2 separate regions of the Homo sapiens genome follow, and region 2 is linked to region 1. The links are chromatin loops, found by intact Hi-C in ENCODE. Cell type or tissue: mammary epithelial cell. All regions are shown on one strand.

What was found. Peaks named below come from ENCODE experiments on the same cell type or tissue, not always from the same donor. Only the 100,000 strongest peaks of a DNase experiment are listed, where the experiment ranks them.
Region 2: a loop joins it to region 1, with 14 times the contacts of the local background. A loop is called at or near these places in 104 of 110 quality-filtered maps.

Annotation. Positions count from the first base shown.
Region 1 is chr7:132,317,443-132,319,942 of GRCh38, forward strand. The region is part of intron 3 of PLXNA4 (plexin A4); the gene reads right to left. Among named protein-coding and RNA genes, the nearest start is that of PLXNA4-AS1, 34 kb to the right of the region's middle. In mammary epithelial cell, a CTCF peak has its summit at 1,485 (motif pointing right); a DNase peak (open chromatin) is centred at 1,499.
Region 2 is chr7:132,579,709-132,582,208 of GRCh38, forward strand. It overlaps a transcript of PLXNA4 not described here. Among named protein-coding and RNA genes, the nearest start is that of PLXNA4, 4.5 kb to the left of the region's middle. RefSeq lists a silencer at 1,095-1,264. In mammary epithelial cell, a CTCF peak has its summit at 1,207 (motif pointing left); no DNase peak of the experiment used is centred here.

The DNA.
Region 1 (2,500 bases):
TTGAATTGGATTGAGTTGAGTTGGATTGGGTTGAATTTGATTGGATTGGGTTGTGTTGTGTTCAGTTGGATTGAATTGGATTGGGTTGCATTGGATGGGGTTGGATTGGGTTGTGTTATGTTGAATTGGAATAAATTGGTTGACTTGAGTTGGACTGAACTGGGTTGGATTTACTGGTCTGGGATTCACTAGCATAGGATCCAAAGTCTTCCCTGATTACTTTTATTCTGTGGCATTCAGTGACCATTTGCCTATCCTTGCAAAGCTACCATGAGTTTACCATGACCAGGTTGTGTGCAACAAGAGCAAAATGGAGCAGCACAAGCAAAAGTCAGCACAGCATTGTGGAACACCAGTTGTAGGGAGCCTCTCAGCCTGCTCCCTCCCTCAGCTGGCTCAGGTTACACCTGGCCAGGCAATTTCAGAAATGGGTAGGGAAGAAATCCAAGAGCAGGGAGTGGAGAACAAGAGCCAGGCAGAGCAAGGGTCGGGGCCAGGCAGGCACAGTTTGCAGGCCAGAGAACATTCTCTGAGAGCGCAAGAATCTGTGCCTCCTGGGAAAGGCTGTAATCCATTTTCCCTGAAGACCCGAGTAACCCGGTCAAAGAAACTCAATCCCAAGTGGTTTTGACATAAGGTCATGAACCGAGACAAGGCAATCTCAGCAGTTCATCCCACACAACAAGCAGGCCTGCAGGCAGGGGGACTGGAGCGGAGAGGGCAGGGGTAGCATCTCAGGGCCCTGGTTGCAGGGGGAGGGAGTTGGAGCCCTTCCTAGCCAGACAGGTGATTCATGTGGACACTCTCACCCTTCTGAGCACCAGAGATCACACCAGGGTCTGACCCTCTGGCAGCCCCATCTGCTCACTAAAGGGGAAACTGAGGCAGAAAAGAGCGCAATACTGCCCAGAACCCAGAGTGTCGAGGAAAGGAGGTGATATCAGTATGTGCTCACTTGCTTTGGACACTTGAGAGCGCTAAGCTGGGGGAGGGTCAGCTTCTCCAGCCTCCTGGCTTCCTCCCTCCCTGCTTTCCCTCTCCTTCCCCAGGGCTGGGAGCCAAGGGATGCCTCAGCTGCAGGACTCTCCCTCCCCACCCCCTGCAGAATGAGCGTTTCCACAACTTGCACATCTTTACCTCCTGTGTTTACCGGAAAACAGGAAGGAAGGAGGGAAGAGGAAGTCTTTTCAGAGCCTCTGGTGATCATCACGCACTTTGCTTTTTTTTTTTTTTTTTTTTTTTAATTCTTCTCCCCCACTCCAATCTCATCTGTCCCCTGAAGGGAGAAATCGAACCCATCTGTAGTTGTTACACAGGCAAAATCACAGATGCTGCTGTGGTCTAGCCAGGGTCGGAGGGGCTCTGTTCTGTGGTGTATATGTAGGTATGTGTGTGCGCGGGTCTCTGCCTGTGTGTTTCTGAAGCTGGTCTTTAACAAGTGTGGACTCTCTGTTGAATTCTGCATTTTCTCCTGCAGCCAGCAGGTGGCAGTGCTGCGACAGTCGGGTGACTCCAGTCCTGTGACGCCTGGCCCCGCAGCGCTTGTCAGGACTGGTCCAACCGTGGAAGGGAAGGCATGTCCACACGCACCCCAAGGTGGCCCACATAGAGGTCCTGGGCAAGGCGATATGGAGGAGAGCCATCCAAAGGCCCTTCTGAAACCTCCTCTCCTCTCTTCCATTCTTCTCTATTTCCCCTAATCTAATCTAGAAAGGGGGAAACCTACTAACGTTTCCTAAGCACATGCAGCATGGTTTTCAGACTTAGCATAAAACCCCTGCAGAGCTTGTGAAAATGCAGCTTCCCAGGCCCTGTCCACTGAGACTCTCACGCAGCATGGCTGAGGTGGAGCCCAGGAACGTGCATTTTGAGTAAGTGCTACTGGTGATTCCCATGCAGTCCCCAGGGAACTCCAAATTGAGAAATAGAAAACTAGCATATTCCAGGTGCTGTGATGAGGGCTTCATCCTAGATCTGTTCTCAGGGTTCCTTGTAAATTATAATTCTCTCCACCTGTTTCCTACTCTAGGTCTGTTCTCAGGGTTCCTTGTAAATTATAATTCTCTCCACCTGTTTCCTACTCTAGATCTGTTCTCAGGGTTCCTTGTAATTTATAATTCTCTCCACCTGTTTCCTACTCTCCAAACACATTGCCGCTGCACTCCTCTACCATGAAGTTTTGGCTCTGCATTCTTAACGGACAATTTTGCTGTTTCCTTATGCTAATTTCCTGGTGCTCTGAGATCACCGGACTTCCTGCTCCAGAAGCAGGTTTTCTCACACTGCCTCCCTGTCATCCTAACCTTTCTTTTATTCCGTGTAAGTTCCTGAAATGCACAGTGCCTTACCCTGCCTTCCCAGCCATGGGGCTTTGCTGGAGCCGTGCACGGCAGTACCATGCTTCCCCACCTCTCCTATGCTCTCCACTTGCTTCCTTCCCAGTCAAAGGGCTCTGCTGGAGTTCTGCAGGGCAGTGCCATGCTTCCCCACCTCTCCCATG
Region 2 (2,500 bases), 260 kb after region 1:
TGAGGGGCCCAGCGAGCTCTCCCGTTGTTAATGGGGCCAGGGGCCATATCTCAAATTGCCTTTCCCCGGTTGCCTTCCACTGAATAACACGGTAAAAGGCATACCAAAGGGGGCAGTTATCATATTATCGGAAGGAGGAGTAGAAAGGGTCAAATTAGCTGCAGTAGAGGATTTTTTTTTTTCAGTGATGACCCATTGGATTGACTCCCTTAAGTTAGGAGAATGGAATGGGGTGGGATGAGTAGGGCCTCTACATTGGAAGTTAGAAAACACATGTCCTACTCCTGGCTCTGTCATTGGCCAGCTTTACAATTTGGAGCGGGTCACGTCCTCTCAATGATACCTCATCTCTCACCTGACACATTCGCCCCTTAGAGTTGCAATGACATTCAAAGGACATACCATCTTATTAATGTGCTTTGAAACTCTAAGGTAGGTACAAAACACATGTAGGGAATTAGAGTCGCTTTCCAGATGAATGTATCTTTTTATTTTTTTCAAATAGAATGATACAATGAGGGTAGGCCTTCTGCTATCTTGTCCCCACCCCAAGAATAAATACACAGGCAAAAGCAGCATCTTACCACAGTTCAAAATGTGTTTCTGCATTAGGTACAAGATCTTCTGGCTCTCACACCTCCTCTACCCCCTCTCCCTTGGTGAGGGCTAAGGGAGACACAAGTAGGACCATCTAGGTGTCCCCTACTGACAATGGCTCTGTGAGTCACTCCCTCTACCTCTTGCCTGGTCGTGAAACTGGTTATGTCATTGTCTGGACCCATGGCCACAAGAGGGAGAAGCTAAATGGCACATTGCTTCAGAGAGTCCTGTTTTCTAAAGAAGCTATGTCTGTGGGACTTGGGTTGGGGTTTATTGCTGGGTTTAGACAGAAAAAGTATTGGTTCATCTCCCACAGCTGAATAAAAGGACCAGTTTAATAGGAAAGAGGAGAAGAAACTCTTAAGTTTCCCCTCACTTAGCTACCACCATTTTATTAGCCTAGGAACAGTGCTGCTATTTAAGTTGATAAAAGCCAGATTTGCTCGTTAAATAAATCACCAGAGCCTGGTGGTGCTAGAGAGACATTTTCTTTCCCCCAAGAGCTGCCCCCATGGCTGGGTCTTGTACCTTGCACTGGATAGAAAAACCACAGGCAGGCAGTCAGCAGCTTAAAAACCTAAATTGTGGCGCCACCTGCAGGACAGCAGGAATATCATCAGTATCCCACAGCTCAGCAGAGGAGGCAAGAGGAGCCTTCCGCAGTGACACAGGTGAGGCCAGGGTGCCCTCTGGCCCCTGCTTTCTGCATGTGTCACCACATGTCCACAGCACACTCCAGCAGCCTTTAATCTGCATCCTCCTTGAATGCTGCCATTTCGAGGGATGGGCAGCAGCTCTCAAGATTCTCAGTCCATTCAAACTAACTTATTCTTCCATCTGTCTCCTAAGGGACTAAGTGGACCTCTAAGCCAAGGGTTCTGTCTTCAAGACTGGACCATGGAACAGTAAAACAGAAAGGAGAAGTGACTGCCTTTCAAGGAAGATGAGGGGAGGAACATCCTTGTGTCACCACAGGGCCTACTAGTAAGTTGAACTTGGTGGCTGGGTATTCTCAGTAGACCCAACTGTTCCAGGCTTCCCTAGCATGTGGGTGCAAATCAGCACAGAGATATTAACATCCGAATTTCAACTCCCAGCCTTTTCTGCTCAGATAAAACTTTGGCCACCACTGAAAAACCCCTCCCTGTCTCCTCCCATTATGTCAGAGACCGCCACTGGTGGGTGTGCTTAGGAACAAGTCTGACCATTTCATTCACCACAAGTACCCTCTTGGAAATCCACTGCCCATGAGCCATTTGATGGAAGGACATCTCTGCATTGCCAGCTCTGTGGTTGCCCTCTGCAAGGGCACCTCCACCCGGCTGCACTGCTGGACATGGCAAGCTCTGCTGCCGTGCCATGGCTTTCCAAGCCACACCGGGGGGTTGGTGTTTAGGTGGGGAGGACACCCCTCTCCTCCTACACACACACACACACACTGTGGATCTTGATCCTCTGGGCACCAAAATAACTCCCATGCCTCCCATGGTCCAAGTCTTACTCCCCTTCCTCCCCAGACCCTTTCATCCACTGCCCCCTCTCCAGAATGCTTCCTTCTCTTTCAACTAACAAAAACAACAAACAAACAAACAAACAAAACTTGTCTTTTTAACCGCAGAAACCAGAAGTTAGAGGATATTGTGAGGTAAGGGGAGATGGAGGGAGGGAGGGGGTGTGACTTAACTCCATTGGCCAGAAAGAAGAGAGTCCCAGATCTGGCCAGAGCCATGTCTTGCTACAACAAGAAAGGAGAAATACCTCAGTGTAACCCTTCTTGGGGTTAAGTCCTGGGAGGCACAAGGTCCCGTAGTATGCCTGCATTACAAGGACTGGATACAATTCACGTCTCCCACATGGCACCTCTCTCTTGGCACTGCCTAGTACACTGGCTAAGTAGTTT